Regions from separate parts of the Mus musculus genome. Here all the other regions are linked to region 7. Evidence: chromatin loops called from intact Hi-C (ENCODE). Cell type or tissue: heart. All regions are shown on one strand.

What was found. Peaks named below come from ENCODE experiments on the same cell type or tissue, not always from the same donor. Only the 100,000 strongest peaks of a DNase experiment are listed, where the experiment ranks them.
Region 1: it touches region 7 in a loop (5-fold over the local background); 3 of 42 quality-filtered maps call a loop at or near these places.
Region 2: it touches region 7 in a loop (8-fold over the local background); 10 of 42 quality-filtered maps call a loop at or near these places.
Region 3: a loop joins it to region 7, with 7 times the contacts of the local background. A loop is called at or near these places in 7 of 42 quality-filtered maps.
Region 4: it touches region 7 in a loop (2.9-fold over the local background); 2 of 42 quality-filtered maps call a loop at or near these places.
Region 5: it touches region 7 in a loop (15-fold over the local background); 22 of 42 quality-filtered maps call a loop at or near these places.
Region 6: it touches region 7 in a loop (3-fold over the local background); 3 of 42 quality-filtered maps call a loop at or near these places.

Annotation. Positions count from the first base shown.
Region 1 is chr1:76,036,967-76,040,966 of GRCm38, forward strand. It overlaps Gm32622 (a long non-coding RNA gene), which reads left to right. Exons shown (of 6, transcript XR_865555.3): 5 at 2,114-2,200. Among named protein-coding and RNA genes, the nearest start is that of Gm29065, 20 kb to the left of the region's middle. In heart, CTCF peaks have their summits at 2,141 and 2,879; a DNase peak (open chromatin) is centred at 2,265; H3K27ac peaks cover 910 bases.
Region 2 is chr1:76,628,150-76,632,149 of GRCm38, forward strand. No RefSeq gene overlaps it. Among named protein-coding and RNA genes, the nearest start is that of Mir6343, 120 kb to the left of the region's middle. In heart, a CTCF peak has its summit at 1,911; no DNase peak of the experiment used is centred here.
Region 3 is chr1:77,199,738-77,203,737 of GRCm38, forward strand. No RefSeq gene overlaps it. Among named protein-coding and RNA genes, the nearest start is that of Mir6352, 300 kb to the right of the region's middle. In heart, no CTCF peak of the experiment used is centred here; DNase peaks (open chromatin) are centred at 1,804, 1,994 and 3,464.
Region 4 is chr1:76,918,649-76,922,648 of GRCm38, forward strand. No RefSeq gene overlaps it. Among named protein-coding and RNA genes, the nearest start is that of Mir6343, 410 kb to the left of the region's middle. In heart, a CTCF peak has its summit at 2,212; no DNase peak of the experiment used is centred here.
Region 5 is chr1:75,651,341-75,655,340 of GRCm38, forward strand. No RefSeq gene overlaps it. Among named protein-coding and RNA genes, the nearest start is that of Slc4a3, 110 kb to the left of the region's middle. In heart, CTCF peaks have their summits at 1,363 (motif pointing right) and 2,407 (motif pointing right); a DNase peak (open chromatin) is centred at 2,641; H3K4me3 peaks cover 290 bases.
Region 6 is chr1:76,940,611-76,944,610 of GRCm38, forward strand. No RefSeq gene overlaps it. Among named protein-coding and RNA genes, the nearest start is that of Mir6343, 430 kb to the left of the region's middle. In heart, a CTCF peak has its summit at 2,256; a DNase peak (open chromatin) is centred at 2,221.
Region 7 is chr1:77,514,829-77,518,828 of GRCm38, forward strand. It overlaps Epha4 (Eph receptor A4), which reads right to left and starts at 260. Exons shown (of 18, transcript NM_007936.3): 1 at 113-260. The coding sequence starts at 203. In heart, a CTCF peak has its summit at 1,623 (motif pointing left); DNase peaks (open chromatin) are centred at 323, 973 and 1,513; H3K4me3 peaks cover 2,334 bases; H3K27ac peaks cover 1,863 bases; H3K27me3 peaks cover 904 bases.

The DNA.
Region 1 (4,000 bases), 1.5 Mb before region 7:
AGCATCATCTGTAAACCATCTAGCAGACAACTCACTCAGGTAAACGTCACACAATAGCTTCAATTTCCAAACGGAAAGGAAGAACATACAAAACCATATTTTAGGGCTAGTAACACTGTCCTCTACCATTTCCTGACCCAGTCTAATACATTTTGCTAGATCTTAGGCACTGTGTGTGTGGGTGTGTGTGTGTGTGTGATTTGCACTTTATATCTATTTCTCCCTGATTCATCTTACATGAATTTTATGTTTTGAGAGAATGTGTGATTCATGTGCTAATTAGTCCCATTGGTTCTGGAGAGTGATTTTGAAAGAATTAGTATGTATCTTTCAACTATTTCCATATTTTAGGATTCTTACCTATGCTCTATTTACTCTCTTGAGTTACTGTAATGCCATAAAGAACTTACTGAAAGACATTTTCCTGGGACTATAATCAGGACAACTCTTGGAAAGTCCGATAATTGCCTTTTAAACAGTTAATGGCATAGAATGATTTTTATTTTCAACATTGAGGTTTCAAATGAACATACGTGTGGTGAATGTCAACAACCACACTATTTAAGTATTGCATAGCCTTAAAAACATATCTCAATGGCTGTTTAAATGTAAGTCAAAGTAGATTGAAGGCTGAATATAGAGGAGCCATAGGACATGCGGTTCAATAAGATCAATAAGCCTGCAGAGGGTTTGGTGTGACACTTGTGCCTGTGTTTTCTGGATCTGATAAAGAACAAGTTCTTTATATAAAGAGCGGACAAATGAACGGGAATCGTGGATCTATCTCCCAGTCCCATTTGACCTAGATAATTCCAATCACTCTCAGGTTTGTTACTATAGCTTTAACTCCTTTTGCAAACTGTGGTCAGAGCCTAAGATGTGCTAAACTGATAAACTGATGAATGAAAAGGGATGCAATCTTTGCTGTCTTAGAGTTTTGAGGTGAGTCGGGCCCTTCCTCTTAGCCCTTCGGCTTCCAGGATTCTGAAAAGGAAACTTCTGGTGCTTAAGCTACCCAGCCTGTGGTGTTTTGTCATGGTTGCAGAAACATACTAATATAGCCACGTTAGCCCCATAAAAGAAACTTGGTGTTACCAGGGGCCATAGGGAACTCTGGCATGTTTAAGTAGGGGTTAACGTGATCAGTTCTATGCTTTAGCAATATGACTCTACATGGAAAAGTCACTAGGGTTCGGGAGAAGAATACACCTGGGCTCTCCAGGGATCTTAATTCAGAATCTTTATCTCTTCTCATAAAAAATATTTTTAGTTATGTGTATGTGTATATGTGGTGTGTCTGTGCCTGTGTATGCGTGCAGGTGCCTAGGGAGACTGGAAGAGGGTGTCTGAGTCCTCGGAGCCTGAGTTACAGGTACTTGTGGGTTCTAGGACATGAATCCTAGTCGTCTGAAAGAGCAGAAAATCCTGTTAACTGCTGAGCCATCTCTCCAGTCCCCAGAGCTTGGTTTCTAATGAAGGAAATTTAGGTAGGGCGAGTTCTTGGAAGAATGGTCACATAAGATCACAAAGACCCACGATTTGGACACCAAGTGGGGGTACTATTTTCAGAGATCTACTTTTTGACCTTGTCAAAATTGAAATTCACCAAAAAACAAAAAACAAAAACAAAGACAAAACAAAACCAACCAACAAACAAACAAACACCACTCTGCAGAAAGTGAGGGGCACTGCTGAGATTCTGGCTCATCTGCTGCCTCCTATTTCTTGGCCTTGGAGGCTCATCTTGGTCAACTCTACAGACTACTGAGAGGATGGGAGGCAAGTTTCCTAACTTCTGCTAGATACTTCCTCCTCCAGCCTCTTTGGTACTTCCAAATGAACTCAATGTTTGGTGTTCAGACCATTTATGCGTCAGCTTTATAAAAAAAAAAAGCAAGAATACTTGCAAAAACTATTATAACCATTAAGCAAAATAAAGCAGAAACTGAAGAAAAAAGTTTAGACAGTCATTTATTTATTTCCTTGAAATAAGGTCTTGTCAGGTAACCCAGGCTGGGCTCAAACCCACAATCTTGCCTCTGATTCCAGAGTACCACCAATCCCCACTGTAAGGAGCTAAATTAAACTGAAGCCTGTTTTGTGTTTTATCTAGGTTTCTGCATGCTGGCACTTTGAGCTGGAATCCACTGAGTGGCTCTCCTGATCCGGACATCAGGCTTCAAGTGGCCTGGTCAGGAATGTAAGTCACATGTCTACCGTTGGCAGCTGGTCAGCTTAGGGGGCTGACCACTGGCTGTTGGCCTCTGGTCTGCATCATGTGGTCTCTTGAGTCTCTCAGCAGGACAGCCTAGACAAAAGGGCAGGCCCTAATGAGCAGGCACTTTTTAAGAGGCTGCTGACTGCAGACTTGCTAATTTGGCCAAAGCAAACCCCAAGGTCAACCAGAATGAAGGGTGAAAAACCAAGCTTCACATCTTCTCTGGAACTATTGCTAAGCCACATGGTAAAGGGGTGTGGAAATGGTGGAGGGAGTCACATGCTCAGCTTTCTAATAATGCCCCTCCTCCAGTTAAAGTCATTCTCTCTACAATGTTGATAAATGTTGGCACATTCACATCCTGTCCTTAGCAGAGCTTTAAAAGCAGCTTCAGTTGAAAAACAAAACGATTTTAGCTTCATCCGGAGGACTATTGTCTGGGAAGTCACAGAATTAATGTGGTAATTATTGTGGACCAATTATGTCCTCTCAAAATTCACTTGACTTTATTAAGAAGCAGGGTCATTTCTGTTAGTTAAGCTGAGGTCATATTGAAGTAGGCTAGACCCCTAATCTGGTAAGACTGGAGTTCTTCTAAGAAGATGGTCATATGAGGACAGAGGTGTGGAGAATATCGTGTGATGACAAGGGATGCCTGCAGTGGCACTGTTGCACTTAGGAGCACTGGCTGGCACGGGGAGGATGGTGAATCAGTGAAGCATTTCCCTGGGATCCTGGGACGAGCATTGCTCTGTTGCTCTACAGACACTGATATCAAACTCTACACATCAGAAGTATGACACTGGCGCACATCTGCTCCTAAAATGTGTGGTATCTTTGTTTGTTTGTTTGTTTTAAATAAATAAAAGGTAAGTGTTAGGAAATGTAGCTCAGTGGTTAGTCATATGCTCAACACGTGCAAAGTCCTGGACTCAGTTCCCCCATACTTAAATATAGAATTAAATGCATATGATACAAAGAAAACCACATTAGATTGCATCTCCCACCTTTGAGATCATTCTTACTATGGAGCCTTGACTGTCCTGGAACTCATATGTAAAAACTTGACTGGTCTCAAACTCATAGAGATCTATCTGCCTCTATAGGAATGGAAGACGTGTGCCAAAATGTTCTGCCTGCTGCCTTTTGAGAACCGGAGGCTAGGGAGATGACTCTGGGTAAAGTACTCACTGTACATGAGGAGTGCCAGAGTTGGGATCCCTAGAACCCACATGAAAAGCCAGGTGGGTGTGGTAGCATAGCAATTCTTTAATCTTGGCAGGCTGGCAAAAGAGACAAGGGATTACCCAAGCAAGCCAGCCAGCCAGTCAGAGGAGCTGAAGCAGTAAGCTTGGGGTTCAGCAAGAGACCCTGACTCAATATATCAGGTGGAAAGCAATCCAGGAAGACTGACTGATATTAGTCTCAGGCTTGACAGGTGTATCTACCTCACACACTCAAGCATATGTCCACACACACATGCATGCACACACATATGCGTACATTAAAGAAAGATTGTCAACCACAGTACCACACTAAAATAAACACTCGATACTTAAAAATCTCTGTATAATCCCAACTGTCAGTGGCCCGTCATTACATGTTCAAAGACATTGATTTCACAGATTCTATTCAATAAGTCATTAAAATTTCCCCTATAATATTGCCTTTTCTGGGCTTACATTCTTGAGGAAGTCATTGGAATGAAAGCCTTCCAGTTAATTTGAAAATGCTCTACCCCTAAAATGTTTCTTAGTACTGAACTTGATTTTAAAAAATATA
Region 2 (4,000 bases), 890 kb before region 7:
TATCTTGCTCCAGAGTTGTTTGAAATAAGTAATTATTATAGTTCCCAGAAGATGTGGGCAGAGAAATAGAGAAAGGCATTATTGGGTGATGCCAGGTTCTCTCTGCCCCAAGACACACTTTCAACTTTCCATGGGGAAAAAAAGTAATAAAAAAAGAGTACAAATAAAGGGCACACCCAAGGTATTTTACTTACTTTAGAAAACAGTGAAGTTTGCCAGTGGAAGGAACAGGGGCTTCTGTTGTGTTCTTTTCAGGGCTTTGGGGCTATGCCTATTGGCTTTATAATTGGGTCTCTATACTTTCTTGTCTCTAGAGCTGATTTCCATCTCTGCGAATAAAAGAATATCATGATTTCAAGTTAGACTATGAAACTCTAGTTATATCCCCCTTAGATTAGTAGTTTTCAACCTTCCTTTTTTTAATTAGGTATTTTCCTCATTTACATTTCCAATGCTATCCCAAAAGTCCTCCATACCCTCCCCCCCCCCACTCCCCTACCCACCCACTCCCACTTTTTGGCCCTGGTGTTCCCCTGTACGGGGGCATATAAAGTTTGCAAGTCCAATGGGCCTCTCTTCCCAATGATGGCCGACTAGGCCATCTTTTGATACATATGCAGCTAGAGTCAAGAGCTCCGGGGTACTGGTTAGTTCATAATGTTGTTCCACCTATAGGATTGCAGATCCCTTTAGCTCCTTGGGTACTTTCTCTAGCTCCTCCATTGGGGGCCCTGTGATCCATCCAATAGCTGACTGTGAGCATCCACTTCTGTGTTTGCTAGGCCCCAGCGTAGTCTCACAAGAGACAGCTATATCAGGGTCCTTTCAGCAAAATCTTGCTAGTGTATGCAATGGTGTCAGCATTTGGAGGCTGATTATGGGATGGATCCATGGATATGGCAGTCTCTAGATGGTCCATCCTTATTTATAATAGCCAGAAGCTGGGAAAGAACCCAGATGCCCCTCAACAGAGGAATGGATATAAAAAAATGTGGTACATTTACACAATGGAGTACTACTCAGCTTTTAAAAAGAATGAATTTATGAAATTCCTTGGCAAATGGTTGGACCTGGAGGATATTATCCTGAGTGAGGTAACCCAATCACAAAAGAACTCAAATGATATGTTTTCAACCTTCCTAATGCTCTGACCTGTTAATATAGTTTGCAATGCTGTGAGGATCCCCAACCATAAAATTACTTCATTGCTATTCATAAGTGTAATTTTGCTACTGTGATGAATTGTAATGTGCAGGATATCAGAATCCTGATATGCAGGATATCTGATATGTGACCCCAAAGGGGTCACAACACATATCATAAGAAATGCTCTCCTAGATAATTCTAGGAGTTCTGATGTCCAACTAATGTCTCTTAGTGATCCCAGATAGCAAGGATGTAGAAGAAGGGAAGAAATCCAGGCTAGAAGCTTCCTTCAGAGTTGTACGTTTATCATTCCCTTATTTAGAAGATTGTCACAATACTTCTCCTGGGAGAGATGTAAAGAAATGTCTACTTAACCTAGATAAGGAGGAATCCAACAGAGAAAAGAAAGGATTATATCCACGTCAATTTGCAGAGCCAATAAATCTATTTGGATGAATTTAAAGACCATCCATGATTTGAAAGCACTGGGACCATCTCCAGGGTAATGTAGAGGCTATTATACAATGAGTCTCACTGGTCCACATTCTACTTGAATATAAGTTCCAGGAAGGTAGAGTCCTTATGAAGATCACACAAAGACCCATGAGCCACAGAATCCAATTCCCAATTCCCCCATCCCCAATGGTTTGGTGTGAGTAAATACTTCTGTTAGGATTCAAGATTATAGTATCATGTCTAACCCATAGGAAACAGCTACACAGCACTAATGTTTAATGAGTCCCTCCATGCATCAGGTACTATTCTGGCTGCTGGTGGCAGCAGAGACAACAGCATTGTCTTTTGGATGAGAACCAGAGGGATGAAGTTATGAAGGGCAGGTGGTAGGGAAGCTAGAGAAGAGCAAGTGAGGGAAACATGATAATTGACTGATTGGCTATAGAGAAGTTGCCAAGGAGTTACCCAAGTTAGACAGGCAGATCTGAGCACTCAGCCAAGGAGTCCTCAGAGTATTTCAGGAATGGAAAGAAGTAAGGATGAGTTGGAGGGAAGGCAGGAACTGAGTCATGTGTATTTTATAAGACACTATTCATGGTTTTAGAGTCATTAGTCCACATTAGATTTTAGATAAACCTTCATGTCTAAGAGGAGTTCAATCAGGAGGTAGAAACACATAGGGGATTGTGGGAATTTATTATAAAATGACTACTAATAGTTGTCAGATCATGGAGAGTATATATCCTGTGTCTGAGGCTAGGCAGGCCTTGCCTACTGGGTCAGCCTTCCCAGAACCCACAGGAATGTTTGTCTCTCCCCTCCTCCATTGTGCTATCAAGCCAGACACCAGTACTGGACACTGCTTCAGCACTGTCTTTTAAGCGTTCTTCACTGAGGAAGGCTAACACTTCAAATGAGCTGCACTTCAATGAGTGGATTTGATCAAAACATTATATTCATGTTTGAAGTTAAACAACACATTAATTTGTAAAGTGAGATTCCCTTAAAGGAATTTCATTAATAACCACAATGCAGATATTAACGGATATATATTTGGAACTGAATGATACTTAGCAGTCCACTGACTAAACATAAAATTAAAGGGATTTTTCTACTCAGTAGTATCAGGCTAACTCTCTAACATCCTTCTCTTGTCTTGGCCTTTTATTCTGTTACCTATGTTGATCAGAAGATATATTCCTCATCTCCCCACGTATTTCTCTGTCGTCTCAGCTTCTATGCTCCCTGGATGTGAGTGTCTAGCTTCACATCCTTCTTTATTTCCCCGTGATTAGGCTGGATCAGGAGCTCCTGGTTATATTCCTCTTCTGGAGCCTTCCCCAAGTTCAATTCAATCTCTGAAGTCTAATCCTTGTGGATAGACTTCTTGAAGACAAGGCTACCTGCTTGTGTGTCTAGGTGCCTGAATCCTACTGCCCTGGATCCTCCCTTCCTCCATCATGGTAGCAGAGGCCACTTAGCAGAAGTGTTGTTCTGAGATGGATTATTAAACAAAGAGCCCAGGCTAAAGAATTAGTTCTGGTAGCTCCATCACTGGATTATTATGAGGATCAAGTGGAAGAATCAGCCTCAAATGATAAATATTGAGTACGATGTCTGACCCTTGGCAGGCACTCAAGTCATGCTACCCTCTTTTCATTTTAAGGGGCAGCTCTCATCTTGCTTTGAGCAGAGCCTAGCTGGTCCTATTTTTTGTCATTGCCTGGCTCATGAGCATTAGTTCCAAAAAGTAAGTAAAATAAAACTAACAACAATGATGACAGTTGTTTATTGAGCCCTTAATATATTCCAGGACTTTATAAGCATTAAATTATTCCAACATCAAAACTGTCTTTTATGGAGACAATATCAACTCTCTTTATAAATGAAGAAATTAAAGGTAAGAGACTTTCACTCATCCAAGGTCACTGAGAACGAAGCTACGTTTTGAAGCTGCCCACGCATAACTGATTCTACTTGTGTGTTTTTTTGCCACAGATTGCTTCCAGGGTGACTTAGCAAAAGCAGACTAGGTGTCCTGGATGTGAGCAGGTGCTAATGTCTGCTGTTGGGTATTTCCTGTGAATGGTCCTAAGTCCTAGTGCTTCAGCGTGTTATTTGGGGATAATGACACTTAGCACTCTCAAAACCACATAATAAAGATTAATTAGTGGTTTTTGGTAAAGCACTCCAACAAAGGGTGATTTGAGCATAATTGGGAGTCTTACCTCTCATTGATCTTTGGCATCCTTTTTATTTTGTATTGATCCAATGTTATTGACCAGCTTGATGTCCATTAATCAGGCTGCCTTAGGTTTTACTATTTCTAAATGAAATTCTGCAGACTGGTAGTCTAAGGCAGTTTGTCATGGTATACCCATTCTTACGACTCTCATTT
Region 3 (4,000 bases), 320 kb before region 7:
TAATTTGGTAACAAAATATAGCAAAAAAATAGAGACCAGCTTGTAAAGGCACCAAAGCCATGGCTGACCATGTAAATTCAGTCTCTGGAACCTCATGGTAGAAAAGAATGAACTCCCTCAAGGTATTATCTGGCCACACACACACATATACAAACACACCACAGAGAGAAAAAAATATATCAATCAATCAATTAATAAATAAATAAATAGAGATGTTTAAAGTGGGGGACCACAATTTTGTGGGTGAGGGAGATCAACAGTATATAAAAAGTACTCCCACTTTTCTTTTCCAACTACTGAACTTTGCCATTTCAGACAGTTAGCAGCCATATGCAATCTATAACCATAGCCACAACATCTGTGCTTCAGTGAGACTTTACTTACCAAAGAAAACAGTAAAGCAGATTGGTCCCAGGGGTGACAGTTTGATGACCCATCCCTGCACTGAACGTGTATGCTGTTTGATCATATATTAGCAACCCATTAAATTTAACTTTCCAAAGTGAGACTTTCAAATCCATTTCGCATTACCACTGACAATTTTATCTCTTACTGTCTTTCAAACTTCTTTGTTCTGTGAATATAAAGATCATCTAAATTTGGTCCTAATTACAATATTGGAAAGGAGCAGGAAGCAGAGAACAATAGACAAGTGTAAAAGCATTAGCCAGGAAGACAGAGGCCCAGCTTGTGTCCCTTTCAGCATTTCCCAAATCATTAGGAATTAATACATCAGCATGATGGACTTGTTAGATTAGAGACCAGATACCTCGAAGTGCAGTCAGAGTTCACCTCATCTCTGGAAAACTCCGGTGCTTGTCAGAGGCTGACACAAACCTCTGGACTCTCGCCTGTCTACCTGGACATTCTGAGACCCCAACACTACTAGTTAACCCCCGCAGAGGAGTCTCTGCACTGTGGACAATATTCTAAAAGAATTTGAAACAATGACTAAGTAATGAGACTAGGTGAATATTGAAGAAGAAGAAAAAAACTGCCCCCAAATTTTTATGTTATCTGACTTAGAAACACTCTGATCTTTATTATTTCTTTATTTTAAAAGGGATGTATGTATGCATTATATATGTATGTATGTATATGTATCTTGGCTTTCAAACAGAGTTCCCATGTCCTCCCATTAAACAAATGCTTTATGACAAAAAAAAAAGCAAGTTTCACAATGAAAATTCTGGGTGCTTATAGATGTTTTTGAAGGGTACACACAAAAAAAGAGCATTTCTTGCTTGATTTTACTTATGTGAGTGACCTGTGTCTTATACCAAAAGCATTTTAACTCCACTGGTAGGCAGATTGCTCAGTGGTTTTACATTGCTGTTTTTCTTTTACCAAACATATGTGGAAGGCTTTGAAAGAAGACTGCTGTTTTCCTCTTAAGATAGCTTTATTATGGCCTCAATATTCACATAAGGAAAACTGGCCAGCAGCAAAGGAATATACTTATAATCCCAATATTCATGAGGGAGAGTCAGGAGGATTAGAGCCAGATAAAGGCCAGCAACATAATGAGATAATATCTCAAAAAAAAAAAAAGTCAAAAGAAACAATACAAATTCCACCATTTCCTTCTATAAATCACACTGGTCTGACATTTCCCTAAACTTGGGTGCTAAGAATAGCCTCCTGTTGTAGCCCCAAAATATCTGCTTCCTTCTGCAGATTATTAAAAGAAGGTAGGAATGAGGCCCCTCCTCCCTGGCTCATGCCTACGTGGTGATGTCCACCTTGCACACCTCTGAGGTTCTTCCCTTTCACATGCCTTTTAGAGGTGCTAGGAGGTTCCTTCTTTCTGGGGCGACTTGAATCCCTTAGCCTCTGTTGAAACACTTAACTTTGGATAGTACCTGACTTGTTGGTGAGAAGCTACATGCTATAAACTTCAAGCAGTCAAGACTTTCTGGAAGTCCATTCTCCCTAGCAACTGAAAACACATAATCCATGTCCCCATGCAGAAGTCAGATCATTGAGAACATTCTGTTCCTCTAGCTCCAGGATGAGGCCTAATAAGGGCAACATTAATTGGCTCCCAATTCCAGTGTCAGCACAATCCAGTTGTACTGGAAACTCAAAATACTGACCATTTCGTCTGTATTATATTTGAGGGATTGTCAGAATACCTGAGCATTTTTGCTCACCTATTGTTATGTTTAAAAGGATTAAATGCATTGTCATTATGAGTATCTGACAGAGAAATGTACATGTTCAATAGAATTGGACACCAAGGTCTTATTAACCAGAGAGGATGTCTATAGGAGGATACACAACCTAGCACAGAAGATAACGTCTGCAATGTGGGTGGCAACTGAAGCAGATCCAAGACTGGAAAGAAATTCAACTGTGTTCAGTCATGACCCAGGTCCATACAATCACTACAGTGGGTGCTCTGCTTTAGATGTGGGGTTTTCCCCTCTGGGCAGCTTACTTTCGAGCTGGTGGAAATATCGAGAGATACTTGGATTATGAGACCATTAACTACATTGATGGATCATCTCATTGAACAGGCTGGTAGGAGGGCTCTGGCTGAAGGAAGTCTAGCTGGGTGTGACGTTGAAGAACATTATCTTGCCCCTCGACTCTTCCTGATTCATGGTTGCCACCAGGACAACAGCTTTACTCCCGCACGTACTCACCAACCTCCTTGGCTGCCTCACCACAACCTAACAGCAAGGCAGCCCAAGCACCTTGGGCTGAAACCATGAGCAAGAATAAACATTTCCTCACTGAAGTTGCTGAGCTCAGGTGCCACTCAGTCACAGCAAATGACAAATAATAGATAACACAATCTTCTTTGAAGCCATTATCCTTAATTGCTCTGGGTCAGACAGCAATATAAATAAGGATTGTTTCGTTTTGTTTTGTTTTTAAAAACAGCAGAACAATTCTACAACGATCTTAGGCCAATGAGTCATAATGTTTCTGCTATGAGCATAGCAAAATGTAATTTCCTTTCATTCAACTCAGTGTTTGACATCTTCAGCTTACCTAAACCATGGATACCTGGTAAGATGACCCTTAGCTTATTCAGTTAATATTTATATGAAACTATTATTCCCAGTGCTTGTACTCAGAATAGTTAACAATATTCTATCATTATATTAATAGGAAAAATGGCCCCTCCACTTTATTAATGAGAAGAGTAAGATTAGCCCTGGTATGTTGCTGGCATTTCATGCCCTTCAAATATTTTTAAATTATTTCCCTCACATCATCATTTCATGGGTGAAGACAACACACCAGCTTGAGACACCACTTTTAAATTCAACCCTTGACATGAGAAAAATCACTTCCTCATAATTTGGATTTCTGTTTGTCGCTGCTTCTACACTCAACTGAAAGCTACGGTTTTATGACAACACCCAAACAAGGGAAGCTGAACAGGAAGCCCTGCTAGCTTTTATTATGAGCAGGAAAGTTAGCTGAGAAAATACAATGAATGTTGGCCATTTGCAACCCCAAGGGAATGGGTCCTCGCAGAGCGCCAAGAACTGAAAATCCCTGAGGGAAAACTCACTGAGTCTTGGAATTTGGTTAATCAGTTATTTAGAGTTGAAACACTCTGACAGTTACCAGGCCTTCCCTGCACCAGAAGTTGAATTGGTCATTTCTTAAGGCGTCAAAAGCACTTTAACAATAATTACCTATTTAACACTATATAAACGTCCTTAGATTCGGAAATTTGCCCTTCTCTGTCCTGAGTGTGGAGTGCATGCATGCATGTGTATATTGCATGTGTGTGTGCATGTGAGCACACGTGTGTGCGCATGTGTTCATGCATATGTTTGCTTTTGGACAGTTAGTCTTAATACCTTATGTATAATAAACTTTCGTCCATTCTTTCATATGCTCTTTCTCCCTTTTAATTTTCAGAGTTGAATGTGCACACAGCCAAGCTTGTTAAAGCTGTCAAAATTAGGCAAGCACAAACTAAAGGAAGGCCTGAGCTCCTCTTTAAAAATCCATGAGGTATCTTTGTCTTGTGATA
Region 4 (4,000 bases), 600 kb before region 7:
GATCAAAGAAGCCTCTGGCTCTTTGTCTTGCCCAAGATAGCAGTTCTACCTAGATTGTCACTATCACATTGTTGTTATGGGAAAAGACCTACCACATGGTGTCTTAACCAATTCCAGGGAATTGGGTGGGGTATTGACTCACAAAAAGAAAAAAAAAAAAAAAAAATGGAGACAAAAAGAACAATTTGTTTTGGTTTTAATAAACTCCTATTTTTATCTTAATGGTCTTAATATCTGTATAGTCAAGGCAATCTCTTTGTTCCCTACCTCCAACTATTTTCTGTAAAACAAATACACATGCAGTTATTACATCATTACTATCATCACAACCAACAAAGCAATCTAATTGTGTGTATTAGTTGACATTCTATGACATAATATCTCAAACAATCAACTTAATCTTCCAAAGGTTTATACTGGTCACAATTTTCAAGACTAGAATCTATGACAGCTTGGTCCCATGAGCCAGAGTCAGAAGAAGGAGTGCCTGCCAGCAGCAGCTACTCATATAATAGACTGGGAGCAAAGAGAGAGGAAGTTCAGAGTTGTGAACCCTACTATGACATTCAAGGATACACCTTCCAAAAACCTCACTGTGTCCCAAAGGTTCTACCACCTTCTAGTAGTATCATAGGCTAGCGGTCAAGCCTTCAACATCTGGGCCCTGAGGAAAACACTCAAAATTTAAACTGTAGCATTGGTTGAACTCTCAATATTCAAATCAATTAATACCTTGAGGTACTCTTAGACTAGGACACACTGCTGAGGTTTCTTAGTCACCCCAGGAACAGTTTTTGAAGCATTAAACTTGGCAATTCCTCTAGCATTGCTCAATGTCACCCTTGTACACTTGGTGTATCAGGTATAGCCTTAGACCCACAAGTCTGTCACATTTGCCAAGAGCAAAACTATATCTATGCCTTTGATTTTCAATAAGATTTACACCATTTTGTGGAAAACAAAAGACCTTTCTTTTTTTTTTTTTAACCAGTGCTCAAATACTAGGAAGTTGCTTTCTCTGGGCTGTGAACCTCGGATCTATTTAAGCAAGAGATAAGCAAACAGATGATGAAAGATTGATTAGATGACCTCTGGAGACCTGGGGAAATGTGCCCGGGGTGAGAGGAGAGTGAGATGGGTGCCTGCTGACTGTGGGAAAGGAGGTGGGGGAGGAGTGGGAGAAAGGGAGTTGATCATTCCTACTCTGAGCTGCCACCCAGCATTGGTTTTGGCTTCTCCCTATGCTGAGGGTTCACTTCTGTGCCCAATTCATCCCAGCTTCCATCAGCTGTGGATCAATTTCTAAATTGTTCTGGGAAAGCCACATAATGAAAACTTGTCAGTGAAGAAAAATGACTAGCGTCAGTTCTAGCCCTGACTCGTGACCGCTGACTAGCGGGGGTTTAATGTTCCTAGCATCTCCCTTAGTGGAATATTATATACACCACCTTCCTAATGCACACGGTGGTGCAAATTAGCCTTCTGAAACTGCAGGAGAGCCTGTAATTTAGACACTCCAGGCCATAACCACAGCAAAGGAAAGGATTAGGGTCAAAAATAGAATGGTCCTAAAATATCATCAGAGGCATTTTTACCTAGCATCAAGGCTTTGTCAAAAGAAAGGACAGCCACTATATCCTCAATGTCTCCTTAGAGGACATTAAGCATAGAAATATGGTTTAGATTTGTCAATAAGATACACAAAACGCAACACTCCATGACTATAATTAAATCACTTTAAACCCCTAACCTAAAACACCTTCATGACATTGTTTATCCTGTGGAAAGGACAAGGCCAATCTATACTAGTGATAGTGGATGAATAACTTAAGGTTGTATTGTATGCAAATGACTTCTTACTAGCTCAACATGAAGGGAAACTGGAATGGACTAGAAGGATGTCCTAGAGTTTAATTGTTGTGAAGAAACAACAAGATCATTAGCAACTCTCATAAAGGAAAACATTTGATTAGGGCTGGCTTACAGTTTCACAGGTTTAGTCCTTGTCCTCATGATGGGCAACAAAGCAGCAGCAGGCAGGGAGACATGATACTGAAAAAGAAGCTGAGAGTTCTACATCTTGATCTGCAGGCAGGAAGAAGTGGACTATGATACACTTCCTCCAACATGGCCACACCTCCTCATAGTACAATTCCCTATGGACCAAGCATTCACAGGGCTCTATGAGAGCCACTCCTATTCAAACCACCAGAGGGACTTTCTGTGAATCTGTGGGGAGGATGTGTTGCTGAATTTTCTCCCTGTATTATCAAAACACACCATGCAAAGCAAAGTGATTTTTCATATGTTGTACACTGATGACAGAATCCAAGGGCAGAGCAAAAAAAAAAAAAATCCAACCCCAGAATAGATGTTTGCTTGAAAAGTCATTGTAGATCTTGGGTGAAAACCCACAGGAGAAGCATCACAAAGGATCCAAAGCTTATTCAGCCAATTGCAGTAAATCTAAGGTCTTCCCAGGAAACAGGGTGCATTGCAGACTCTCAGCCTGGCTCTTCTTTGACCTGAGCCCTCTTGCAGAATCACATTTCAGTCACCTGAATCCCTACTTCACTCTTGTTCTTCCAAAGCCTTCACCACTGAAATGACAGAGCTTTCTCTTCTCTCCACCATGCCCTTCCCTCATCTAGGCCTCACAGCAGCTCATCTATCTCCCGAGCTCCTTTTCTGTGGTATCTTCTACCTTCTCTCATCATTGACTCCATCTAACTGCCTGGGCCTTGTAATCTTCCTGAGAGAAATCAAGTCTTGTCCTTCCTCTACCTCTCATCCCCAAACACTGCTCCACAGTTACCTTCAGGAGGTTCATTCAAACTTGGGGGCAATTCCAACTTTATTAGTAAACTGATTGTAAAGCCCATCCTGCCTCCCATCGCTCTCTTTTGTCTGAAAGCATCTTACACTATTCTACACTGATTACAACTACTGCTGTCATAGATGTGTGAATGTGTGCCATTGAATAGTACCTTTTCTTCTGCTAAAATGTCACAGTTTAGTAGGGAAAACTAGTTTGTATTTCCTGTCCTATTCTTACCACCTAAAACGGAAAAGAAGCAATAAATCTTGTGAGTAGAAACATCCGTGATTGTGAAGAAATGAACTGGAAGAAAAACCAGGACACACAGAAAGACCACAGGATTGACCCTGTACCCCAGAACTTTCAAATTTGCCAGATCTCAAATATCATTTTGATTTCTTGAGAAACAATTACATCAATAAAACACAGTTCTTCAGACCTAGCTGAGACATAGCAACTTAGGGACTCCAGAGTGAAACCTCCCTACTTGGTCCTTTCTAGCTGCCACATTAGAATATGACAGACTAGGTGACTCAAATGAGAAACTTATTTATTTGTTTTTGTGATTGAAAAATATTTGTTTATTTATATTTGGAGATAGGACACAGGTTAGGCTGGTCAACTGAAGTGAATTCCCAGGCCTCTGAAATTTGTCCTTTTACATTTTGGTAGCATAAAATCTCTAAGTCAGGATCTTGTAGATGCCTGAATTGTTTCCAGAAAGGACTTTTAACTTGGCCCACGAAAACAAACAAACAAACAAACAACAAACACCTTCTAACTATTTCCTCAGGTGGCCTCTTGTTTGCAGCATTGGACAGAGTATCATGGCTCCACTTCCATTTGGAAGAACCCTTGTCTCAAAGGATTAGGGTCCCTCCATTATTTTCTCTTCTAATCTTAGGCATCTCCTTGAAGGTCCTATAGTAAAACACAGTCATGTTGTGAGGATCTAACATGTAGGAAGACACTGAATTTATCACAGTATCCAAAGTTCCCAAGGAGTTCCTGGCTGGAGAAGTATGGGAAGCAGTGCTTATAAACAGGCCTACCTCCTTCAGCCTACATTGGAAAAGGGGCTTCTTATTCTCTGTGGCTGAGTCAATCTGAGAGTTTGGGATAAAATCGTTAAAAGAAAAAAAGATATTGACAATAAGGTAAGACTGTAAAAGAGCATCTATA
Region 5 (4,000 bases), 1.9 Mb before region 7:
CATGTCTACTCTCTGATTTTCAAAGTGTTTCTGAGTGTGAAGTAGTCTGGCCTCTTGTCAGCCAGAGAGCTAGGGAAAGGGAGAGTGTTGGCTTCAGAAAGGCATGTGACAGAAATACTAGCCTTTCATTATGTAGGAATATAAAAAAGATTTAAAATAAACCCTTCATTTAATTTGAATATTTTATTGGTAACGATGGTGCATGAGTTATATGACACTGGATACTGATGCCTTTTATAGGCATTTGAGAATTTTTATAGTTTATTGACATATGGGCCAGTTTCCCTCACTGAGTGGGGCTCAGAGCTTGCTCTCTGGGTGTCTCTCCTCTTTCACCTTCTTGATTTAACAGTCACATTGGCAGAATTATTAGTCAATTAAAAACATTTTAAAGAGACTTTGCCCAGCATTTCTGTGGAAAACCTGAAATATGGTATTTTTGTTTTAAATTTGGACAAACTAGAGACCAAAGTGACCTCTGTAATCAGGGTAAGCTGATAGTTGAAAATGTCTGAGAGTAGCACGAGGCACCCCATCTTCTGCTTGTCGAAAGCAACGGAAGCTCTGTGGAGAGATCTGGCCACCCAGGGATGAAGTGGAAGTGATTTTGTTCTGAGCACTGTTGAGTCTTCAAGCGTGAGCTAACTCATTCCCAGTCTGCACAGCACAATGGATTATGAAATGGGACTATTGGAAAGAATTGAAAACTTTTAGGGATGGGGAGATGGCTCAGTGGGTAAAGGCATTTGCTGCCAAGCCTTATGACCTTGGCTCAATCCTGGGCCCACCACAGGAAGGAGAGAACTGAGTCCTGGAAGTTGTGCTCCACAAGCACACCATAGCAATGTGAACACACACACACACACACACACACACACACACACACACTAAATAAATGCAAAAAATAACAATTCAGTTCCTAAATTGAGGGCTTAGCAATCAAATGACTACAGATATTAATGAGATACTTAGGGGCAACAGTTTTATCATTACCCTAGTTAGTTTCTATATTTCAAAATAAATTGCAAATTATTCATTTCATCAATGACATATAAACAAGAAGCAAAGAAAATAAATGATTGTTTGCCACATGAAAACATTTCTTATTTTTTCTACTGAATAATTATTAAGCATAAAAAAACCTAATTGAATCTCATTTCTACAAATCATTAAGGAGTTTTTGAGCCAAACAAGCCATGGCCTTTTTGCTGATGGGATTGTAAATATCACCAGTCTAGAAAAAAATTAGCCGATCATTTATTCTGCAGAGGGCATTACTGCATTTCTGTAAACACATCATGTCATTGTAGAGTTGGGAAATTGACCAGAGGCTGGGGAAAAAAAAATCTCACTTGGCCAGCAGAGGTCACTCTTTCTCCTTTATCGATCCCAGTAACCGGCTTCTGAGTGTTTAGTCAAAGGTGTTTTGAGCTTGAAGCTCAGCCAGAGGCTGTGGAAATAATACACATCATCAAGGCGAGCTCTGCTTTCTTACACACATGCACGCACACATGCACGCGCGCGCGCACACACACACACAGACAGACACAGAGTTTAAATGTTTTACTCTAGCTGGACAACTCACATACATATAATAAGAGCCACTCGGTTATGCATGTTAATGCATTTCTTTAATTAATCTGTTTCATCAACTATTACTCTAATGCTTACTGGTGCCAGCTCCAATTCTGCCCAGTTCTCTGACTTATGAACCAAAGCTTAGATTTCTATAAATACCTGCAGGTGACTGGCATGAACCTTTAGAGAGAGTTTCTGCAGAGGAACCAGGAACTAACTAGGACCAGGCTGTATTGAACCCTGGCCAAGCAGAGAGGCCAGTGCCAGGCACTGAGGGTTAAGCTGGAGAGGTACATACCCTACCCTGGCTTCTGTGTTTGGCTTTGTTATGGAAACAAAAGCATATGCTAGCAGTTCTTTCGAAGGTTGGGCCATAGAATGAATTTAGATGAATTATACATGAATATCCAAAGTATAGGCCAGTCATAAGTATCTATAGATGGTCACGACAGCTGAGTGATGGAACTGTCTAGTAGTGAGGTAAACCACTCAGCGTTTGTCTGGCCAAATCATTAAAAGTATTTCAGTAATTCATTTTTAATATCTTTCTTTATGGGGGACATAGTGGGCATTTTTAGGAAGTGCCTGGGAAAGTTGAGCTTTTGGTTTGCCAATGATTAGCTAAGATCTTTTCTAACTCTTCCATCCCATCTCCTCCTTCCCCCTTCCCTCCCTTCCTGTAGCACCCCCTTCCAGTCCTTTTCTGTCCCTCCCTTCGATTCCCCTCCCCCACTCTTTTTCTTTCCTGAAATACCAATTTCATACAGAATTTTAAAAACGTGGTGGAAATCTGAGATTCTCCGTGGCTGTTTTTCCTTTGGCCACCAGGTGGCGCCATCACAGTGCGCCGGGGTCTAGGCAACCCTTCCTAAAGAACGGAATGTGTCTCTTCCTTAGGTGGTGGGTAGCTTAATGACTAGGTCCGTAGCTCCCTGTAGTGCCTGCGAGGAGCTGCATCCAGGGGAGGAAGATCTATTGGGCTTCCTCACATCGCCCTCTGAAACCTTGGTTTCTCTGGTCTGTGGTTTTGTGCTGGGCCAGCTGCCATCTGCTTACCCAGAATGCCTTGCAAAAGTGTGCTGGAGCCAGCTGGTGTACTTGCTAGAGACTGGTTAAGTAGCCAGGAATTTTGTGAACTGATTGTTGGACCATTGGCAATTAGACATCAGCCTTGGTGGGCGTATTTGAGGCACTAAAAAATCACACGACTTCGTCCTGTTTGCTGATGTATGAGTACTCTTGCCTTTGTGACCCTCGGTTGTATCCAAAACCAACCAACCAATCAAACCATAGTCCCCTGTTGCCTGACGTTAAAAGTGTCAAATTAAAAAAAAAATGCAAATATTTGTAGGGAAGGAAAAAAATTCCTCCTTTTTCTTATCTTTCTTTAAAAGCTTTGAAGCAAAAGTTGTTTCTTTTTAAATGATCAAGTATAGATTTCTGCTCTTCTAGCTAGAGTTTAGTCAAAAGCTGAGGGGATTATTCCAGCTTTCAGCCTCAATCCGATTCCTCTCCTGAAATTAACGTTTGGCCTAGCTATTTTTCCTTCCTGTCTCCCCAGTTTTATTTAACATCCCTTTATCGCCCTCACACTGTGAAACTCTGGCCTCCTGAAGGTGTGTGTCCCCTGACATTGTCCCTGGCCTAGACACCAGTCTTTACCAGTCCTTTAGGACTCAGAAAGCCGTCCAGGTGTAGGTGCACCTAGGCCGCATGCGCTCATGGAGTGCTTGTCAGGAACGATTGTCGTTTTCCGGTTCTCCACGGCGACATTGTTTTACTCCCTGATAGGCCGAGCCTGGACTCCACGGCACGGCTCCGACTGCTTCGGAGGCAAACTCAAGGGAGAAGACAGTCAGTACCCATTGCCTGGGTACTGAGCACTGTTCCTCCTCAGGCTGAGGAGGGCGCACCTAAGTTGGTGCCAGCATTGGAGGGAGGTTGTGGAAGCAGAGGCTTAGAGCTGCTGTGGGGAGAATCCTGTTGAGGACGCTATCACAGCTTCTGCTATAAAACCATTGTCTAGACGATGGTTCACTCCTGTTTGTTGACTGCCTCAGCGAGCCTCATCCCTTGGGCAGAACATTTCTTTTGCACAGATGTTGCATTAGCTGCTCAGGGTGCCATAAAGAGACTTTGCACACTGGGAGGCTTAAGTGACTGGCATTTATATTCTCTCTGTGGAGGCGAGAAGCCCCACAAACTTAATTTATGGTGAGGGCTCTCTTCCCAGCTTCTAGATAGCCTTTTTTCCCCCCTGTATGGCCATGGAAGGGTCTTTCTCCATGGAGTGTCTATTAACTCTTCCTACAAGGACACACTACTAACGGGTTAGGGCCCTAGGACTCCATGAACCTTTAATACCTCCCTAAAGCCCGACATCCAAATAAGTCTAACTGGGGACTAGGGATGCAGTATACAA
Region 6 (4,000 bases), 570 kb before region 7:
GGGGGGCTATTCTCATCCTAACTATCACAGACTGAGACCATTAAAACCAAGACCCCAAATAACCTTTCCTCTTTATAACTTTGGTGCTTTGCCACAATAACACTCAGATCACCAACCCTAAAGAGAAAAAACATGATTCAATTCTGAATGGGGACTATCTACACTGGAAGTTAGATGAGCCCTTTCCAGAGAAACAGAATCTCAAGTGGTTGGATTTGGGAGTGTGTTTGGCTTTCCGCAGTGGTCTTGGGTCAGAAGTAGAAACAAAAGCAAATGAATCTGCAGTTACTGACCAAGAGCTGGTGGGCTGCTGGGCTCCGGGCTGATGGCCACAGAGGCTGTACCTAAGATGCCCATTGTCAGAAGCAATTCAGCCTCTGTGTGCACAGTAAGGGTCTCTTTGGACTTCTTTTTCTCTCTGTAGCTAAACCAAAATTTACTCTATCAAAAACTGCAGATGAGCAGGTGGGATGTATAAACTATCTTTGCAGATATTGCTGAGAATATGTCAAGGCCTTCTCAATTTGAAGGAAAGTGGCATTTATTAGAATTATTGAAGACTTAAACAAATCACTAGACAAGCAATAATGAAAACCAGAGAGGTGAACATTACTGGGATTGTAGGGAGTTCTTTGGTTATTCTATTCAAAGGTCATGATAGAAATAATTCTGTGTTGTGGGTTTTTTTTTTTTTTAAGTAATACTGAATAGAAGTTTCTAGCAATACTAAACCTTTATAGGAGAAATAGGAATGGTGCTCTTGATGCCTTGACATTCAATGTACATTCTTGTCCCTGCAGTCCTTGTGTCTTGGACCCTCTGTCCCTTGCTAACCAAGTTCTAGGTTCTGCCTTTTGATTCATACATGAAGAGTCTTTTACCATGCAGTCAGCAGCAGCAACAGGGGCACCGCTCTTTCTCTGTCCTCTGGGTTCCTGTGTCTTTTATCTGTGTCACTCAAACCGTAAGGACACTTTGTGGTGCACTATTTCTCATGTCAGTTTTCTTTCTTACCAAGTAGATTGGAAGCTTCCCTCACTTTTCTGTATCCATGCCAGCAACCATTAGCATGTTCTTTCTCCATTAATGATGATAGGGGGAGAAAGAACAAGAAAGAAGAGAACAGGAAGGGAGTGTGCCATGGGATATTTAACTACATGAGCTCAGGCTTCAGTTCTATGGTTTAGATCTATATTTAACAATATTGTGTGTACACTTGGTTGGATTTTAAAATGTATCATTAAACTCTGTCTTCTTTCTTCATGAAATGAAAAAAATATATATAATATCCCCCTTAAAGCCTAGTGCAAGCCAAATATACATGATCTGATAAGTGATGATCAATGTTACTTCTTATGTTATTTCAAATATTAAAGCCTGTTAAAATTAAATGGAAATAATCCATTTGTAAAATATGTGTACACATACATATAGATTTCCAAATTTTAGGCTCTCATGAAAATGGGCTGGTTTTTTTTTTTTAATGTTCAAATTAATATGAAGACTAACTCACTTGGAAATGTGTTTCTCCAATGGTTATTTTCTTTTGTGTGAGAGCCAAACCAGAAGAAACATTAATCTAGCAATGTAACATATAAGTATATGTTTATCTATTTAAGTAGATACATATGCCAGTATATTCTAGAAAATTCATTCAAAGTAGCCCGTTCTTTTATACATTTCTCACCAACTGGCCAAATGATCCTGGAGTCACATGATGTGGTAAAGAGGCTTGAACCTGAAATCAGAACTCATGACTTGCTACCCACCCTTTGCTACCCATGTGACCCCTGTAAAATGTCTATCTTCATTAAATCTTTTAACTCACTTGTAAAATGGAAACAATATCTTTCAACTCAGGGTTAGTGAATCATAAATATGATTTGGGGCAATGATTAGCATGCTTATATGAGAATAAGAGTAGCACCAAGAATTAGCTTGAACATAAAAAACATATACAAGTATAATTCCATGAAAACACTGGGATGTTGCACAGGTTAACCACATTTGAGAGTTAAGGTCCTTGGGAAATAGCTCCATCCTCATGAGGAACTCAACTTCTCTGTCTTCCTTTCCTCCTGGGACTTGTGTTTGTTTTTGTCTGATTGAGAGTTTGCAAAGCCAGGGAGAAAGTGTCTGCCAGAGGGCAGGGAAGGCAGCAGTCTTGGCACCACCAGGAGACTATGCAGACAAGAGCTGGGGTTCAGGCCAACGAGGAATCAAGGACTTAAGAGACCAAGGTCGTTTAAAATAAAGAGGCACAGAGAAGGAAGCCTGGCATTCTCTGGTAATGCACCTTAGGCATGGGCCAATTCTTCATTGAGCAATGTCAGAGGTTAAGAAGCTCAGTAAACTGCAGCTGAACAGAGAAGTGAGATCTGGCAATCTCACAACACTGAGTAAACAGAAATCGGAATTCAGGGCTGCCAAGGAGAAAGAGGTCATTTGTAAACACTCCAGCCTTTTTAGTTTGTCTGGGTCCTTGGCAAAGCTGCACTCTAGGAATCAGAGAGAAAATAGAAGGAGAGCAAGATTTAAAGGGGCAGCAAACTCTCTGAAGGTGGACTGTGTGCCAGCACCGGGGATGAATCTCACCTGCATGGAGGAAGTCATCCACACTCTATTAATGACTCGAAGGAAAATGATGAGTACAAAGTTTAACAGTTTGAAGACTGGTGCTCAATAATCAAATGAAATCATTGAGTTCTGCAAAGGGGGGGTGGGCAGAGACAATAAAAAAAGACAAAGATCTAAAGACAAAGATCTTTTAGTTAGCAGATAAAGATTTTTACTGGCATCAATAGGAGATTATATTTTCTGTTTTCATGCAAGTGTATGTACACATGCTCACATATGTGTAAACGGGTATGTATGTACATGAGTACACACGTATACAGAGGCTTAGGCTGATATAGGAGGTCTTCCTTCATGGCTCTTCAACCTTATTCTTTGAGGCAGTGTCTTTCAAGTAAATCCCGAGTTTGCCTATATAGAAAGCCTTGATAACCTACTTTCCTAGGAGATTCCAATTGTCTCCCTTCCAAGGCTGAAATTACAGGCAGCTGACCATACCTAACTCAGCACTTACATGAGTTTGGGGAATTCAATCTTTGGTCTTATTATTTATACTCTACCTCCTGAACCATCTCTTTAACCCCGAGAGCATCCTATTTAGACTGAGTTCTTACTTTTCTGGGGAGAAAAACCATGTAGACTGTACACTTTTTTCCAATTGTGTATAGTTGGCACAATCTTTGCAAAATGATATCTCTATGTGTTTCTGGTCCTTCTCTGTTCTTTGAACAGACTCTTGGAATTGAGGCCAGTGCTGTTCAGAAGGATCCAAGTCCTTGAAGGGTCCTGCCCTCTAACGGAAGTCCACACAACAGCCTGGAACTGAGGCAATTCTGGTCTACATGTTTTCATCGGCTTCCCTGCTGCTTATTCGAGAGAGCCTCAGAGCCTGTAAAATGTGTTGATAGATATATCGGTTTGTGCTGGAGTCTTTACGTCTTCACTTTTGTTTTTCTGGTGTTACAGAACTGTGAAGTCTCTCATTTGCCTCTTCCCTGCCTTTTTCCCCAAGCAGATCCTGGATTCTTGGCCTGATGCCCACACCAAGAATCCTCCTGGGGGGGGGGGGGGAAATACTTTGCTACAAATGGAAAGCCTACATTTATTCCCTTCTCTCTTCTCTTAGGCATCTTGGCTGCTCCCGTTTGTGCTGTTTGAGCAACTTTCTCTCAGCTTTAGGGAGATGTTTTCTTTTAGACAAGTTTGGAGTTGAATTTGTGAAGAGGTTTTTATCTGCCTCAACTTTCTCTTGCCTGCCAGATTAAACCAGGAATGTCTCCTGCTAATGAGGATGTGAGCAGTGGTCTAACACTGTCACTGAGTATCAATTGCCACAGCAGTTTTGGAAAAGCGACATAATGTTTATATCTCAATGGTAGCTTGTCTTTTTCTTCACTGTGACAAAATACGTGAGAAAAAATAGTTT
Region 7 (4,000 bases):
CGCTCTCCACCCCCCGCCCCCCACCCTAACTGGTTCTGAGCTCCAGAAGACCATTCATCAGTGAATCACCCCCTCCGGGTCCCGGACCGCATAAGGGCTGCCGGGCTCTTACCTTCATTCGCGGGGTATACCCTAGAACCGGTGACAGCGTCGCAAATTCCAAAGAGAAACGAAAAGAGGATGAAATAGAAAATCCCAGCCATGGTTCGCCGGTGCCAACGCTGCTCCTGCCGCTTCTATCCCAGTGGAATAAATGCTTAAGTTAGGAGTGCAGCAGTCTGAAGACATTGCCAAGAGGGTGGGACCGGCCCGTGACGTACACCCGCCAGTCCAGAGCTCGTGACCAATAGCAGTGCAGAACCAGCGCCACGTCCCCACCCCCACGGTGCAGAGCCCACCCCCGAGGTCCCGCCCCCTCCAGCCTCCGCAGGGCTCAAGGTCTCCCGAGGCTGGCTTCCCAGCAGTGATGGGTCTGTGCCCCCACGAGAGGCCCCAGACCTTGTCTCGATCCTTGGGGATCGATCCCTTGGACGGCAGAGGGAACTTCGAGAGACTCCGAAAGGACGGTGGGGAAGGCCAGAAAACGTTGGCATTCCCCGCCCGGCCCCAAGTCCGGAGGTGTGCGAGGGAGAAAAGACTCCTGTTGAGATGAAATAAGTCTGAAGTTGACCTGCACCTTGGCTCTTGCCCCTTGCCGAGGTCGTCGGGTCTCTGTACTGTCCACCCCAGCTAAGGTCGGGCGCTCTCTGCTGCACGCAGCCACCCTCACTGCCAGGTTTTGTGTCTTTATGGCGTTCCTCCGTGGGAAATGCTTTGGGCTGGGGGACTTTCGTAGCTTGATAATTCCTTTCCTTCTTAGTTACCTAGCCAGGGGGACCCAGTCATCTCCCCAGCAGCAGAGCGCGGTCACTTGTCCCCAATCTTCCTAACGTTTGGAAGTGATCCCTGGCCAGGTCCGGGTGTTCACATCGACCGAGCCCACTACGGGACTATGAAGGGAGAAATCACCTCGCGACAGCCCTAGCTACCGGGAACTCACTGTGCTTTCCAGGGAGTGTCCCTGGAACCACTTCTAGCCATTCCTGGACACTTAGGTGTAGAAGGGGAAGGTTGTAAGAATGCGAGCACCTGCTGCACAGAAGGGACAGACAGAGGGTCGCAAGCTGCCTGGAGCAGCTACTGTGGCTCTGAACTCCGAAGTCTCCCCGGTACTGATGGGGACAGTCTCCCAGGGGACCAAAATGAGAGGCTCTACCCGCAGAAACTTGTCCCACAACCCCGCGTTGTTCTGGGTGCCAACCATCGACTTCCCAGGGACGCAGACACCATCCGGTCCTCCGATGCTCAGGCCACCGGGGAAGCCAATTTGAGCGCCAACCGCAGCTCAGCTAGCTACCAAGGGACCCGCCCCAGTTGAAACTGGGTGGCTGGTCCCCAGGCGTTTGAAGGGGTGGGATTCCAAAAGATCCACCTTCCGTGCTCGCCTCAAGCTGCCCCTCCTTTGGCTCCCTCCCGGGCCAGATTTTCCTCCTCCAAGTCTGGGTCTCAGCCTGAGTGGAGTTTGAGTGGAGGCACTTTGCAAACAGCAGGGGCAGAGTATCTACGTGAACCAACCGCGCCACCTGCCGGCCAGATGCGGGAGCGCGCGGACCCGGAGCAAAGCAGAACGGACAAAGACCTCAGCCAGCCAGGCAGGTTGTCCAAGCCCGGCTAGTAATTTATTTACAGATTTGGTCAGGTCCTCCCATACTACGGTACGTAAAGTCCTGTCTCAGCTTCCTCCACCTAGACTACGAAAGAAGAACTCGGAAAACGTTTCATGGAGGAACTTCACATGCAAAGGATTTCATGAGTAGCTTGTCCCCTAAAATGGGAATATGGAGTTAAAAAAATCCAAGCATCACCGCAAGGTGTGGAGCAGGTAGAAATCCGAGCGTGGCTCCAGGCGCTTTCTGGTTGTTGTCATGGAGAACGATCGCGTTTCCCGTCCAGGGCTGGAGAACTGTGCTTGCAAATTCAGACCCGGACTAATCACACCAGCAACTTTTGCAGAAGGCAAGAGTGCGCCGGTGGGCAGTAGCTGAGTCGGTTGTCCAGAGGGACAGCGGCTAAGGCTCCTGGCATTTTGACTCTGCGGTTTGGAAAAACCTATTGGAATGTCACCCACAGGGGAAGTGGATTTCCGTTATTGAAGCTACTGATTTTACATCAGTGAAGCGCGCGGGGGGGAGGGGGGATTATGCACGCAGGAATATAAGTGTGTGCATAAATTATTAAAAATAACCGCGCTAAGTCCCCTTAAGAAAAGTCTCGATTCTTTCATGTGTCTTTCTGGCTTTTACCGAAAATAAATAGATAAAGATCTAGGATCCTATAGTTTGGCACACAGATTGAGAAAGGAAAAGAGCAACCCGGATTCTTGGGAAACATTTTTAAACAATAGGTGCCACTTGTGTCTGGGCAAGCGAGTGAGTACTGTGTATTTTCTATAGTTGAAATAGAAAACTAGCTGCCCATCTCGCTGAAAGCAGCAACATTTCGAAAGCACGCATCCCATCCCATGCGCACACTGAATATTAATCATCTTTTCTGGCTACAGATGCCTGAAAAAGCAGAGCTGAAGCAAGGATACAAACAGTCTTCCCTTGCCTACCTTCCCTTTGCTTCACTTCTCAGGCCTCACCGCAGCCCAGCTTTGAGGAGAACCAAGAAACTAAAGGCTAAGTGAGGGAAAGCCTGTCTTGTAGCCTCCTCAGTGAGATCACTGGGCATCTGTCCAGTGACCCCCAAAGAGAACACTCTCCTGGCCACTGGGATGACATCTAGGCCGAGCAAATACAGTTCTTTTTTGTTTGTTTGTCTGGTTTTGGTTTTGGTGTTTTGAGACAGGGTTTATCTGTGTAGCTCTGGCTGTCCTGGGACTCACTTTGTAGACCAGGCTGGCCTCGAACTCAGAAACCCGCCAGCCTCTGCCACCCGAGTGCTGGGATTAAAGGCATGCGCCACCACGCCCAGCGCAAATACAATTCTTTAGTGCAGAAATGAAAACATAGCGCTGGCCCTGGTGACCATCAATGCAGAACTGCTCTGTGCATTGTATACTCTAAGACCCTGGGGGTTTCTAGTGTTCCCCTCTTTATAACAAGCCAGTGGAGTCACATAAACACAAGATAGCGTTAGAGTTGCAGCTACCACCCAAACCACTTGGCGCTAAAATAAAATACACCTTTAGTCCCAGCACTACAGAGGCAGAGGTGAGTAGATCTCTTGTGAGTTCCAGGGCAGTCGGATCTGAATCGTGATTTCTACCCACGCTCTATAGTATGACCGTGTATCAATACATACAAACATTAAATAAACATAAAGTTAAATGGCTGGATTTCTTTAGGCGAAAGGACCCTACCCATAAGAATTCGTGTATAATTTGGGAATACTGAGAGACATGTTAGAATATTTGTGCTAATAAGCATACTGAGAGGGATAATTTAGATTACCTTTTGTCTTTTTGGTATTTTGCCTACCACAAAGATTTGAACTTACAAATTAGACTGAATGCTCAGTTGAATTAAAGCTAGATTTTAAAATATTTTTAACATTAAAAATGTTAATGCGCGCATGTGTGTGTGTGTGTGTGTGTGTGTATGTTTGTGTGTGTGTGTGTGTGTGTGTGTGTGTGTGTGTGTAAAGCATCTATTTGAAGGTACCCACAGAGACCAGAAAGAAAAAAAAAAGCTTCAGATGTCCTGACAGATTGTGAGCCACCTGACATGTGAGGACCGGGAGGAGGAGGAGGAAGAAGAGGAAGAGGAGGAGGAGGAGGAGGCTGGGAACCAAACTCTGATTCTATGGAAGCACACAGAGGAACTCTGAACCCCTGAGGCATCTCTTCTGTCTCCATATAAACTAATAACTGTAGCTATGCTTGCATGGAGAAATCACTAAGACCTTGAATGTTCTTTTCCACCAAGGACCTGAGCACTCAGACTTTTGGTGCTACAGG